Regions from separate parts of the Homo sapiens genome. Here region 1 is linked to region 2. A link is an interaction called in ENCODE POLR2A ChIA-PET data of the cell type or tissue named here. Cell type or tissue: CD4-positive, alpha-beta T cell. All regions are shown on one strand. Each heading gives the region's core, and the rest is flanking DNA. Links, peaks and the distances in the headings are about the cores only. Region 1 holds the start of CFAP54 (cilia and flagella associated protein 54). Region 2 overlaps CDK17 (cyclin dependent kinase 17).

What was found. ChIA-PET counts read pairs that join two places held together with the same protein. Peaks named below come from ENCODE experiments on the same cell type or tissue, not always from the same donor. Only the 100,000 strongest peaks of a DNase experiment are listed, where the experiment ranks them.
Region 1: POLR2A ChIA-PET joins it to region 2 with 6 read pairs; 2 of 35 experiments call an interaction of 5 or more read pairs at or near these places.

Annotation. Positions count from the first base shown.
Region 1 is chr12:96,485,388-96,492,984 of GRCh38, reverse strand. It overlaps CFAP54 (cilia and flagella associated protein 54), which reads right to left and starts at 3,408. Exons shown (of 68, transcript NM_001306084.2): 1 at 3,059-3,408. The coding sequence starts at 3,375. RefSeq lists enhancers at 3,160-3,369, 7,444-7,583, 7,594-7,597 and a silencer at 3,260-3,554. In CD4-positive, alpha-beta T cell, for the core only: a CTCF peak has its summit at 3,497; a DNase peak (open chromatin) is centred at 3,444; H3K4me3 peaks cover 995 bases.
Region 2 is chr12:96,290,543-96,298,139 of GRCh38, reverse strand. CDK17 (cyclin dependent kinase 17) reads left to right here. Exons shown (of 17, transcript NM_002595.5): 8 at 419-513; 9 at 808-870; 10 at 3,018-3,141. Among named protein-coding and RNA genes, the nearest start is that of ELK3, 100 kb to the right of the region's middle. In CD4-positive, alpha-beta T cell, for the core only: no CTCF peak of the experiment used is centred there; a DNase peak (open chromatin) is centred at 3,119; H3K27ac peaks cover 753 bases.

The sequences.
Region 1 (7,597 bases), core at 1,156-5,155, 200 kb before region 2:
CTCATTCTGTCATCCAGGGTGGAGTGCAGTGGCATGATCTCGGCACACTGGCAACCTCCACCTCCTGGGTTCAAGAGATTCTCATGCCTCAGCCTCCTGAGTAGCTGGGATTACAGGCACACACCACCACGCCCGGCTAATTTTTGTATTTTTTAGTAGAGACAGAGTTTTGCCATGTTGGCCAGGCTGATCTTGAACTCCTGACTGCAGGTGATCTGCCTGCCTCAGCCTCCCAGAGTGCTGGGATTACAGGCGTAAGCCACTGCACCAGGCCAAGGATAATAACTCTTGAATCCTTTCAATACTAAATATTTATTGAATGTTTATTATGTCCCAACCCCCAGGCTAAGTGCCAGAAATACAGCAATGAAAAAGAAACACATCCAAAGTCACCAGGGAGCTTACATCCTAATGAGACAGACAATACACAAGAAAACAAATCGATTAAAAAATATAAACCTATGAGTGAATCTGCATTCGATAGGAAAGGCCACTCTAAGGAGGTGACAACTGAGCTGAGGCCTGAAAAAAGGAGCCAGATTTTTGAAAAGCTTGGGGAAGAACATTCAGACAACAAAGATGGCAAATATAAAGGCTCTGGGGTGAGAAACAGTAGGACCTGTTTCTCTGGAAAGTCCTGAGAGAGAAGTGAGGGATGAGCTGAGCTCAGAAAGGCAGGCAGGGTCAACACCTCAGCCCCTGGAGAGTATCAGAATTCTTAAGTTTATTCCAAAAGCAATGGGAAGCAATAGAAAGACTTTAGATAAGATTTGTAAAGATCATCCTGACTGCTAGGTGAAGGATAGATTGGAGACAGAGTGGCTGCAGGGAAAATGTGAAATGGTGGTGGTTTGGACTGGAACGCTGGTAGTGGAGATGGGGAGATGAAGTTCAAAGATAAAAACCATTTAAATATAAATGTATAAGCCGGGCAAGGTGGCTCATGCCTGTAACCTCAGCAATCTTGGAGGCCAAGGCGGGTGGATCACCTGAGGTCAGGAGTTTGAGACCAGCCTGGCCAACATGGCGAAACCCCATCTCTACTAAAAATACAAAAATTAGCCGGGCGTGGTAGCAGGCACCTGTAGTCCCAGCTACTCAGAAGGCTGAGGCACAAGAATCGCTTAAACCTGGGAGGCAGAGGTTGCAGTAAGCTGAGATCGCAGCAGTACACTCCAGCCTGGGGTACAGAGTGAGACTCCCTATCAATAAATAAATAAATAAAGCATATAGAGTAGGTATATAATGGGCTTTCCTTGGTCAATTCTTGGTTCTCATCTTACTTGGCCAGTCAGCAGAATTTGCCACAGTTGATCATTCCTTTCTTCCTGAAATACTTTCTCTACCTGCTTCTAGTACACCAGGCACTTAATGGTTTTCCACTGGCCCCTCCTCCTTAGTCTCTGTTGGTTTCTTCTTATTGCCTCTCCCTGTCCATGCTGGAGCATCCCAGGGCTCAATCCTTGGACTCTTCCCTTCTCCATTTACACACACACTCCCTTAGCTATTCATCAAGTGTCATCATTTAAATATCATATGAATCCCAAATGTATATCTCATCTGACTTCCAGATTCAAATGTCCAACTACCTACATAGTAGCTCCACCTGGATGCTGAATCACATCTCAATTTTTATAAAAGTAAACTCTTGATCTCCCTCCCTCTTGCTCTTCCCACAATACAATTCCACCCCAGGTCTTTCCCATCTGCCATTCTCCCTGTGTGACCTACTTTTTGCACAAAAATCCTCATCAATTGCTCCCATATCTTTCTCATCTTTCTCAAAAGCAACTTTTCCTGACCTTCCCTAACCAGGCTTCTCACCACCCCATTTAAAATTGCAACACTCAGGCCAGGCGCAGTAGCTCATGCCTGTAATCCAATACTTTGGGAGGTCAAGGTGGGAGGATCCCTTGAGCCCCCAAGTTCAAGGTTTCAGTGAGCCAGGATTGAGCCACTGCACAACAGCCTGTGCAAGAGTGAGACCCTGTCTCAAAAAAAAAAGATAAAATTGCAACATTCATCTCATATCCTCCAACACCATTCCCTGTTCTATTTTTCTCCCTAGCAGTCATCTCCTTGTAAGATTATTTACTTACATATTTGTTTAGTGGTTGTTTATACCCACAAAAACATATGCTCTATAAGGACATGGATTCTTATATGTTTTGTTAACTTGATGTTTTCCTAGTTCCTTGAACAGCACTTGATATACAGTATGTGCTCAATAAATAGTTGTTATATGCATAAATAAAAAATATTTTATTTTATTTATTTATTATTATTATTTTTTGAGAAGGAGTCTTGCTCTGTCGCCCAGGCTGGAGTGTAGTGGCGCGATCCCAGCTCACTGCAACCTCTGCCTCCCGGGTTCAAGCAATTCTCCTGCCTCAGCCTCCTGAGTAGCTGGGAGTACAGGCATGTGCCACCATGCCCAGCTAATTTTCGTATTTTGTATTCATGTATAAATTTTTGGCTCGCTCAAGGGTTTCACAACTTTCCATGTTATGAGTATATAAATTTGTATATGGAGAAAAAGGAATAACTTCGAGGTAGCTCAGGTTCATGAAGCTAGCTCTTGATACAATGAAGTATGTCATCCTGTGAACATGTGCACTTTAATTCCTTCTTATATTGCTATTAGGATTACAGTGACTTTTTCTTAATTTTGCTATTCATTCTGCGCAACTGTTTGCCTTTTTGGGAGTTCTATCACCATGTTATTACTGCAAACTGCGAACTCTTTTTAAGGTTCTTTCCTGCTTATGTTACCATCTTTCTTTTCTGGTCAAATAACAAATGGTGAGTTATGAAACATTTCTGTGTAGATTTTTATTTTGACCTGAGCAGGAAGCCAAGATATAACAGCTCCCAGGAATTAAGGATTGTTAAGAGCGACGAGTCTCCACTTCTTAAACTTTGTCTCTCCTGGGCCCTTCAGCCAGCCCCTGCGTCCGCAACGCTGAACCATCTCTGGGGCCACCACCTGCATCCTCCAGCCCTTTCCAGGGGTCCCTCCTCTGGCCGGCGCCCTCCCCAGTGCCCCGCCAGCGCTTACCAACGCCGGCGGAATTCGTGCTTCTCTTCCTCCGTGGTGGCTAAAGCCTTCTTTTTCCTCATAAAGCCTAACAACTCCTGGATCTCCTTCTCACAAGAGGCCAGGAGCGGGTTTTTCGCGTCCAGCGGCCCATAAAACACGGCTAGGGGCAATGAGTCCTCGGGGCAGGTCCACTGAAGCAGCGAGCTCCGGGAGCTCCCCTTCGACTCTGGGGGCGACCTCGAAGTCGCGGTGGAGGTCGGCGGCAGTTCTGGCAGAGACCCCGAGGTGGTAGAGTCGTCTGACGGAGAGCTCGAGGGGGAGCCCTGCGCCGCCATATTGACGCGCCCCGGCCCGCCTGGAGTATGTGTACACGCGGTTGCCTGGCGACGGTCTCGTGGCAACCGGGCATCCCGCGCGCATTCCGAGAAACACAGCGGCCCCTGGAGGGCAGAGCGAGAAAGAACCAGGTCCAGAAAACAATGATGCTCCTGAGGGCGTTGCCTGGTTGTGCGCTGGCACCGCTGTATGAAATGCGAACAGAGAATGTTCTGAGCAGAGCGCTGGCGAATATTAGAGCCAAAAATTTAAGGTCACAAATCCAGACTATACTCTTTATCCATGTTGGCCACTTAATAACGATAATGATGACGACCATGACCATTAACGTGTGTCAGGCATTAAGCATTTGAAACATGTACTTTCATTTATCTCATTTAATCATCATAACTACTTTACAACTTAGGATACTATTAGTATATCCATCTCACAGTTTAGGAAACCAAAGCTCAAGGAGGTTAAGTCATTTGACAAAAGTCAGCGTACAACCGTAGTGTCAGCGACCAGGTCCTCCAAAGGGAACTTGTGACTCCAAAGCCTGTGCTCAAAATGAATAGGCTGTATTGATCACTCCCCAAAACAAAGCTTATTAATCAAATTGAAATTAGAGAAATATCTGACAAGCAGTTTAAGAATCAAATACAGTTGGCCCTCCAAATCTCGGGTTCTTCATCTGTGGATTCAAGCAACTCCAGATTGTAAATATTCAGAACAAAATTAGAAATAACAATACAACAATAAAAATAACACAAAATACAACTATTTACATGGCATTTATACTGTATTAGGTATTACTAGTTATCTAGAGATGATTTAAAACATCCTGAAGGATGTGCACAAATTATATGCAAATACTACAGCATTTCATATCAGAGGCTTGAGCATCCACAGATTTTGGTATCTGCGGGTGTCATGGAACTAGTCCCCCACAGATAGCCAGGGAGTACTGAATATGCAGCTGATCCATTCTCTTTCCTCTATTTGTACCTTGAGGTCTGTAACTGTGGACATGATGTCTATGCCTCTAATAATTATGATTACATCTATTTATGCACATTCCAGCCTTACTTTAATTATCTCTGTATTCTAAATTAATGTGCATTTTGCTCAACCTTAACCATAGGACATTAATACATACTAGTGGCCTGAAGTGTTAACTCTCAAAATACTTTGCATTTTAAACAGGGCTTTTAGGAGACTTTACTTCTGATGGGGAAACTACAGACCTCCAGGGAAATACTTGGGGAGTTTATTCTTAGCCTGTGTATTATAGGCAAAAGTCAGAGTTAAATTTATTAAAGTATGAGTATTGAGAAAATGGAGAACCTTCTTTTCTATAAATTATGCAACACAATAAATTATCTAAGAGAAGAACCAGAAATATTTGGTGGCTTAGAAAAATCAGTCTTTAACCCTGAAAATTGTTACCAGTTCTATCACACTTAAATAAAGACAGTGACCCTAACACCCTGTGAACCCAATTTTCCATTTCAGACTAAGAAGCTTATTGGACCACAGCCTGATATCTTTCAAGTCTGACCTAATTTTATGCAGGCTCTGTGGGCCTGTGCTAATTTGTGAGGCTGGCCTAATATGTCATGTCTACTGTACCCTAATATTCTTTGAAGGAAAATAATTTTGCTCATCGGCACAGTTAATTATAGCCAGAGAAACTTCCTGGCAAGCAGTGAGACGCAATGACACCTCACTGTAGGAGTCCAATTCTCTAATCAGGATGTAGATATCATCCTTTGATCAACAAAGATTTTATCTTGTTCTCTAAGTGAACAACAAAAATTGTAAGGCTTTAAAGAATGTAGTCCTAGAGAAATAATCACTGGGCATTTACAAAAATATTAATAGACATTTTTAAAAGTCGGCTTGGTAAATTCTCTTTTTTCTCATCTTTTTCTTGCTCTAACATGGCAGACTTGTCCATTGCAGATCAAAAACTGGTGTAATTTGCCACTGAGTGCTATCTATTATATTGATGAAAGTGAAACAGCAGGATAAAATTAATTAAAGTGGTCACAGAAAAGGAAAGAAAAAAATAAAAGACAAAGTGGTGTTTTTCCTTCTAATCTGGCTACTGTCACAAACAAACTTTATCATAGGGCAGACACTTGTATTTCAAAGTCACTGGTAAAAGAAAATGTGACTAAGCAAATTCAAATACCTGAATTATGAAACATTGCATCTTAGTCACTTTCCCCCTTGCACACACTAAAGCTAACAATGCTTAACTTGCAGTAGTTTTTGGAAGCTTGTCTGAATATTTAAATGGGTGTTATATTCTGAATCATCATTATGATAAGATGGAAGTTTACATTTTATTTAGTTTAAATTAAATTGGCTGGGTGTCGTGGCTCACGCCTGTAATCCCAGCACTTCAGGAGGCTCAGGTGGGCGAATCACTTGACGTCAGGAGTTCGAGACCAGCCTAGCCAACATGTTGAAATCCCGTCTCTACTGAAAACACAAATATTAGCTGGGCGTGGTGTCGGACACCTGTAATCCCAGCTACTCAGGAGACTGAAGCAGGAGAATCGCCTGAACCCGGGAGGTGGAGGTTGCAGTGAGCCGAGATCATGCCACTTCACTCCAGCCTTAGCGACAGAGCTAGACCCCATCTCAAAATAAATAAATAAATAAATAAATAAATAAATAAATAAATAATAAAAATAAAATAAATAAATTGAATTTGAGGCATTTTTAACATTTTAGAGGTGTTATCTTCCTTGTAATTAGATGCAGCCATTATAATATCTTTCTCTTTCCTTGTCACTTTGCTTTATTCTTCTCACTGTAATGAAAGAATGGAGCTGTGCAACTACTGTGTCTGACAAGCCTAAGTACTGTAAATAGCTTCCTTATAAATAATGTAAATTGCTATTTCTTATAATTAACATCTTCGCAGGCTGCAGGGAAGCTTTTTGCCCATTCGAAAGTCTTTTTTATCTAAAGCTACTGACTGTTAAAGAATATGCAAGGTTAGTGCTCTTTCAATTCTCAATTTAGTTGTTAATCATTTGGACTATCCCAAATAGATACAATATATATGATCTACCTAATATGTAGACTTTTTAAAACTTCTTCATCCATTTATTCAGATAAATGCAACCATTTTGTTAGTGTCCATACAAGGCATAGATGAACCCATACATTCCCTACAGGAAGCAGATAACACAAACTCAAATAATCATAATTAAAAGGCATGCTATGGATTAGCTGGACATGGTGGCATGTGCCTGTAATCCCTGCTACTTAGGAGGCTGAGGCAGGAGAATCACTTGATCCCAGGAGGCGAGGTTGCAGTGAGCCGAGATCGCGCCACTGCACCCCAGGCTGGGTGACAAAGTGAGACTCCATCTCAAAGAAAAAAAAAAAAAAGGAAAAGAAAAAGAAAGAAAGAGAGAAAAGAAAGAAAGAAAGAAAGAAAGAAAGAAAGAAAGAAAGAAAGAAAGAAAGAAAAGAAAAGAGAAAAGAAAGGAAAGGAAAGGAAAAGAAAAGAAAAGAAAAAAGAAAAGAAAAGGCATGCTGTGGAATGTGCTGTGAGAAAGGTTTTAAGAAATGTGGGACCGCCAGGTGTGGTCACTCACGCCTGTGATCTCAATACTTTGGGAGGCCGAGGTGGGTGGATTGCTTGAGGCCAGGAGTTTGAGACCAGCCTGGGCAACACAGTGAGACCCTGTCTCTGATTTTTAAAAAAAATTTTTTTAATTAGCCTGGCATGGTCACATGCACCTGAAATCCCAGCTACTCAAGAGGCTGAGGCAGAAAGATCACTTGAGCCAGGAGTTTGAGGCTGCAGTGAGCTATAATCACCCCACTGTATTCCAGTCTGAGCTACAGAGCAAGATCTTTTCTCAAAAAAAAGAGAGAGGAGGGGAGGGGCAGGGGAGGGGAGGGCAAGGGGGAAGGAAGACTGTGGGAGTTCTAAGATGAATCTCGGAACTGGAAAGAGAACAGAGAATTCTAGAGGAGATGATGTTTTAGCCCCAGACCGTAAATGCCTCTCACTCACAGAAAGACCCTTGCAACAAGCATTTACCTTCTTCCCATGGTAACCTAGCACCCAAATCTGGCACCTGGCACAGAGTACAGCTCAATACATCTTTGTTGGAATGAGCAAATGAAGAAAAAGAAAAAAAAAGATGAAGAGCATTTAGAAGGATATGCCTGACTGAGAGAAAAGCCTGAGTAAGGTACAAAGCCATAAAC
Region 2 (7,597 bases), core at 1,447-5,446:
AACTTTTTTTTGTATTTTTTAGTAGAGACGGGGTTTCACCATGTTAGCCAGGCGATCTCCTGACCTCACGATCCGCCCGCCTTGGCCTTCCAAAGTGCTGGGATTACAGGCATGAGCCACCGTGCCCAGCCTCCATGAACATTTTTACAACCAATCCCCTTGGTAAATTATTGCTTTAAACTTAAGAGAATCTTTTTTTTTTTTTTTTAAATAGCATTGTTGCCCAGGCTGGTCTTGAACTCCTGGGCTCAAGTGATCCGCCTGCCTCGGTCTCTCAAAAGTGCTGGGATTATAGGGGTGAGCCACCGCCCAAGACCTAAACTTAAGAGAATCTTTTAATCAGTTCGTATGTTCAACTTACTTCAGGTTTTTATAAAGACTGCCACAGACTAAACAATTTTCTTTTTCTGTTTTGCAGTTTCACTATTAAAGGATTTAAAACATGCAAATATAGTAACCTTACATGACATTGTTCACACAGATAAATCCTTGACTTTGGTGTTTGAGTATCTGGTAAGCATCTCATAAAAATTCAGTATTTAACTTTACTTTAGAAAAACATAGTAAATTGGACTTTTAGTTTGTTTTTTATTTTTCTTTAAACTGCAGCTGTGCTTAGCTAAATTGGACTTTTTAACAGCCCAAGAGACTTTATTATTTAGTTATCAGTTTTTCATTAAATTATGTGTATGGTGCATCCAGTATCTTTTCTTGAAAAACAACTAATTTTGAAAAACACTATTAAGTGAACCAGTCACAACATTCTGAAAATGGTGTATCACATAGCAGAGTGCTGTGTTTTTCCAGGATAAAGACCTGAAACAGTACATGGATGACTGTGGAAACATCATGAGTATGCACAACGTAAAGGTATGTTTTCTTGCGTGTGTAATTTTTAAATTTTGTTTAAAGCATAGGTGAACCATTATATAATGAAATGTACCAGCCTCATAACTCTTCTTCAGGGTTTTCTGTTTGGCCTTTTAAATAGGTTATTGTCCTCTGAACGTGCAATATTTACCCAGAACTTCTGTTTACTACACTATAGCTTTCTTAGGATCAGACCTTTTTGTAGAACCACTTCATTCTTTTGACATTTCACATTACAACTGATTGTCCTAATATAGAATATATGTACAGGTGTATTCTGCTTTAAAAAAAAAATTCAAAATAAACACGAATGATGGGTGCATTCTGTGAAAGGCCTTCTTTAAATAGTGAACTCCCCAAATAAATGGTATTTAATTGTAAAACAACAACTTTTCAGAACTAATGAATAAGGCCAGAACATGCAGGTTTTATGAACACTATGCTGGAAATACCAATCTGTACTGTCAGGAAGAAGAGTAAGATAATTGGTGTGTTTTCTTACAACAACATATTTAAAAATTTAATGCTAAAAATGTTTGCCATAAAATCAGTGCCAGATGATACCCAAAAGTTATTAACTGAGTAACAGCATCCAGCATAGTTTGTATTCTTACAGTAGGTTTCTTTGACCTGAGTAGTGTATCCAAATTTAGCAAAGATTTATTTATCCAAACTTAGTCAACAATATGTAAGAACCTATTCTGAAAATAGGCTGTCGCAGCTGTGTGCTTCAGACATTTCTAATTCTGTAGGTAGTAATTTTAAACTTACATTTTAAAAAAATATTAAGTTTGGTGGTTATAAAGGAGAGCCAGTTTCTGTTACTAAAAGACAGCTCAGAACATATGGATAACACATTGCTAAGGATTTTTAAAAAGGGCTTTAAATGTACTTCCATATATATTCTGTCAGGGTTGTTTTCATCTTATTTTACATCTTTTGTTTGCAAAGTGTTATAACTGTCATTTTGTATTTTTTTGGTTTTAATTTTGTTTTTCCTGCTTTTTTTATTGGCAATAATTTGAAAATAAAACAAGGTCCTTGATGATAATTTCACAAATGTTGAGACGTTTATTTCTTTAATGCCAGGTTTACATGATTAGCTTAAGTTGGAAAGCGTTTTATTATTTATTTGTTTAAATGGCCTTTATACTTTCAAAATACAAAGTGTAACAAGAATTCATTTAAATAGTAATTTTAGAGTTTTAAAAACATAATTATGTAGACTGGAGAGACTCTGGCACAGAGAATTCATTCAGGCATACCGTTGACCTGCTGCCTTGGCTGCCTCAGTGTTCGGATGCCCTGTTTTTCACCTACAGATGAACTGAGGGGAAACTCTTGAATCCTCTGTACTTGAGGTTCTTTTTGTTAACCCCAGAGAATCAAAGGTCTTATGTGTTCCGTAACCCTCTTTCTACCAAAATGTACAGCAAAAACTCTACCATTAGCCTTATAGGAATTACTTTTTTCAGAGTCATTCAGAACACTACGGTGCTAATGCCCCTTTGTGAATCACAGTAGATTTTGAAGGCTAAGTAGGAGGTGCTGAAAGTAAAGTACCCAAGAGATGGGTGATAGAAGCTGGTTTAGGTTAGTTTTATAGTAAGTAATTTGCCAGAGCTATGCAGCAGCTTTCTCTTTGATACCTCAGACTTTTCATAAAATCGCCAATTCCAGTGCCTTATTTTAAAGACACTGCCCCAGATCAGAGTTTTTGTTTTTGTTTTTTTTCAAGGAGAGATGGGTGGGAGGGGGGTTGGTTGGTTGTTTTGCCAGAATTTTATAATTAAACTATGTAAACCTTAGTAGGCCTGTAAGTTTATGAGGATATGTTTTTTTTTTTAAGTCATTTTCCACAGTAAATCAACTGTTACTGCTAGGAGGAAGTTACTTTTTAAAAAATATTTCCATAGATACTGTTAGACTAAAAGAAATAGGTAGATGCTTCAAATAGAATAATAAACTATTAAATTCAGAAAGCCACTATATATAAAAGGAAAAAGACATTGTACTTAAGTATGCAATTACTTTCTTTTTCCTGTTACAATGTTCTAGGCCAGCTGCTTTTCTGCTTACCATCATTTATGCTTATACTAAAGCATGTCTCATCTTTAAGACTAATTTTTATTTATTTGTTTCTGTAGCTGTTTCTGTACCAAATTCTACGTGGTTTGGCATATTGCCATAGAAGAAAGGTATTGCATCGAGACTTGAAACCACAGAACCTCCTCATTAATGAGAAAGGAGAATTAAAGCTAGCAGATTTTGGTATGGAATGTATGAGATATTTATTAGTACTTCCAGGTTCTAAAGTGTAATGGTTAAAAGATCAACCACTGTCATAATGTGCCATTGCTTTTATGTGGGTTTGGAAATTTTCTCGGTAGCCCACAGAATAAGATATTTGACAGAACTTTGGTTGGTGATTTATGTTGGTTATTAGCAGCAAATTCTAAAATGCACAGGCTGTTCTTGGGTGTGGACAAAGACCCCTAGGGCTCCTGAGACCCTTGTAGGAGGCCTCTAAATGTAAATATATTACCAAAATTGTACCATCTGTTATTTGCCTATTTCACTGTGTTAATATTTGCAATGATGGTCCCAAAATAATAATGCATAAAACTATACATCAAAGTAGTGGCACCAAAATATATCTTTTTTTTTTTTTTTTTTTTTTTTTTTGAAGACAGCATTTTGCTGTTAAAGCCCAGGCTGGAGTGCAGTGGTGTGATCTTGACTCACTGCAACCTCTGCCTCCCAGGTTCAAGTGACTCTCCTGCCTCAGCCTCCCAAGTAGCTGGGATTACAGGCATGCGCCACCATGCCTGGCTAATTTTGTATTTTTAGCGTGACCACCATGTTGGTCAGGCTGATCTCGAACTCCTGACCTCAGGTGGTCCACTCGCCTCGGCCTCCCAAAGTGCTGAGATTACAGGCATGAGCCACCATGCCCAGGCCGTCATTGTATTCTTTACCACTACACTTACGTAAAGGGAAAACTGTCAGTTACACTTACATGATGAAGCAATAAAATTTATTAATTATATTTAATTTCCATCCTTGACTACATTTCTTTTTAATATTTTATGTGATAAAATGGGAAGTGTACATAAAACTCATTTGCTGCACACAGAAATAATGTGGTTACTTCTCAGGGAAAAGTGCTCATGTGATTATTTGAGTGCACATTGAACTAGCCCTGTTATTTGAGGGGACACCATTTTTACTTAAATGACTGACAGACAAACTGTGGTTATTCAGACTTAGGTGTTTGGCAGACATTTTCCTGAAAGTGAATGAAGGAAGCCTATCATTTCAAGGAAAAGAACTGTCAGTATTTCTTGCCAATAATAAAATTCAAGTTTTCAAGCAAAAATTAGAGTTTGGAAATTTGGATCTGCTTTGAGTTTGATGGCTTTTCAATACTTAGAGACTTTTCTGATGAGATCGATGTTGATGTTAACAAACACGATTTTTCAATATGCTGAAAAAGTGTATAAACATTTGGAATGTATAACCCAGGGATCCACTGTTTTCCAAATGGCTAATGCATGATATTACAGAATCATGCATGGATAAAAGACCCATTTAAAGTACAAGGTCAATGAATTTTAGTGCAACAAAAGCATGAGAAGTTCATCGTTATAGGTTTTGTTAACACATAGCTTTTAAGAGACCACTTACTTTCTAGTTCTGATGTAGTGTCAAATAAGACTATTCACATTTATCAGAAAAGGCTATTAAAATGCCCCTCCTCTTTCAACCTCATATCTGTGTGAGATTTGATTTCCTTCATATATGTATGTTGTGATATGTATATTTGATCTATTTTGATACATATTGTGATATGTATCAAAGCAACATATCACGACACACAGAATGCAAAAACAGATGTGGAATCCAGTTGTCTTCTATTGAAATAGACTTTAGGCCAGACACAGTGGCTCAGGGGTGTAATCCCAGCACTTATGAGGCTGAGGTGAGAGGATCACTTGAAGCCGGGAGTTTAAGACCAGCCTGGGCAACATAGCAAGACCCCATCTCTACAAAAACAAGACTTAAAAGAGATTTACAAAAATGTGAAAGAAGGCCATTCTTCTTACTGTTTTGTTTTTATAAAAAAAATGTTTTTCATAAAAATGTCATACATGCTGCATATAAAGGGTGGTGTTTTTAAAGAGAAAATAATATTTTAAAATTTGCTAAGTTTTAATTTCTAATGTGGCAAATATCAGTAAATATATCCACAAAAATAAAAGCTCTTTAGGTCTTTGATAATTTTCAAGAGTATAAAATGGGTCTTGAGAACAATGAGTTTAGAAGCAACTACTGAAAGGCGTTCCCTTAATATACCTGCCACCATTACTCTGTATTTATTATATGCTCAGTAATTTAATTGTAGCTATTTATCTATTTTTTTTTTAGCTAATCTGGTTTTAAGGGAATTGAAAGTAAAATTAAATGCTCTTTTTGCTTCTAGAAAGTAAACTTTTTCATATTGAAGGAACTTTGTAGAGCAGCTTTGAATTTTTTGTATTCCGCATTCTGAGAGTTTGAATACTCTTAGAGAACTTAGTTTTTAAAAACCCATGCAGTTTTCCATAACTAAATTCATAATTTTTTTTCATAAATGATTATGGTAGTTTTTTGGTTGTTTGTTTTGAGACAGGGTCTTGCTCTGTCACCCTGGCTGAAGTCTAGTGGTGCAATCTCAGCTCACTACAACCTTCGCCTTCTGGGTTCAAGCGATTCTGGTGCCTCAGCCTCCCAAATAGCTGCAATTACAGGGGTGCCCACCACGCCCAGCTAATTTTTGTATTTTTAGTAGAGATGGGGTTTCACCATGTTGTTCAGGCTGGTCTCGAACTCCTGGCCTCAAGCAATCTGCCTGCCTTGGCCTCCCAAAATGCTGGGATTACAGGTGTGAGCCATCACACCTGGCTTTGATTATGGTAGTTTTATGTTTGGAGTATTTCATTAAATTTAATAAATATGAGTGTTTCAAGTATTACTCTTCACTGTCATTAAATGGTGAGTTTATTCTGGAAATTCCTATACTTTTGCTCGTTTAATACTTTGCCATTTGAAGAGTAAATTACTTTTTGCATTTCCTTCCTTAAAAAGGAAATGTGTGGGTTACCTGTGTTTGAATAACAAATTATATGCTATTTACATATGCTTTCATAAAGTCTCTTCTTGGGCATAGTTTATGTTGTTATTTCCCTTATAATAATTGTTACTCTCTCTCTCTTTTTTCTTTCTCTTTCCTTCCCCCAGCCACTATTTCCTTTTCACTCTTTTTCCTTCTCCTTCTCTTTGTTTGCTAACCTGCATGTAATGCTCTTTATTCCCAATCCCAAAATGAATGGCAGTGAAGAGAAATACTTCAGGATGCTAAGGCGGGTGGATCAGATGAGGTCAGGAGTTCAAAACCAGCCTGACCAACATGGTGAAACCCTGTCTCTACTCAAAATAGAAAAGTTAGCTGGGCATTGTGGCGGACACCTGTAATCCCAGCTATTTGGGAAGTTTAGGCAGGAGAATTGCTTGAACCCGGGAGGCGGAGGTTGCAGTGAGCCAAGATCATGCCACTGCATGACAGAGCGAGACTTCATCTCAAAAAAAAAAAAAAAAAAAAGCAAAAGGAATGTCAAGGACTATAAAAAATTTACCTTTGGCTGGGTGCGGTTGCTGACACCTGTAATCCCAGCACTTTGGAAGGCCCAGCAGGCAGATTGCTTGAGCTCAGGAGTTCAAGACCAGTCTGGGCAATATGGCAAAAACCTGCCTCTATAAAAAATTTCAAAATTAGCCAGGTGTGGCGGTGTGCACCTCTAGTCCCAGCCAGTTGGGAGGCTGAGATGGTAGGATCAGTTGTGCCCGGGAGGTTGAGGCTTCAGCGAGTCATGATCAAGCCATTTCATTCTAGCCTGGTTGACAGAACAAGACCCTGTCTCAAAAAGAGGAAGAAAAAAACAACAACTACTTTTATCAGGGAATACTCTGAGTGCTTTAAATTTTGCTTCCAACCTCTACAATGCAAGCCAGGCAAATTTTACCCACAAGGCAACAAGAAATTCTGATTATTCCATGAGATAGTATATTCAATTCTGTCTCTATTTCTTCCTTTTTTTTTTTTTTTTTGGTTGCATAGTAAATATGACTTCTTGTGAAGGAGGGTCATATAACTTTGAGTATTTATACTATAAGTTGTTCTCTGTCCCTCTGAAAATTCTACCCTTTTCCCACGATCAGTGAAAATCAGAAGTCTAGGAACTAGTGATATAGACAGATATTTTCACTAATGATAGAAAATGGCTTATATAATAATACCATATCACATTTAATTAATTTTGTTTAGGAGAGATTGTTTCATTTCATTCCAACCAGTATTGAAATTCTAATTGTGAACTAGAAGGCCATGTACACAAACACCATAGTTCGGAATCCTCTCAGGAGTGGGAGAGTAGGATACTGAGGAAACTATAACTGGTAATTTGCCTTGATATGGTATGTTACAGGATAAGCACGTTTGCAGCCCTGTCCTTTGCCTTCCTATAACCCACTTTTAATATCAAGAAGAGAGGTCAGAAAGCTACCTCCATCTTGTTAATTAATTACCAAAATTGGTATGAAAATAATTTGTTGGACTTACTTCACCAAGTTGAGATGCTAGAGTAAAACTTGTAATTAAATGAAGGAATGTCAACATTGTTCCAGTTAT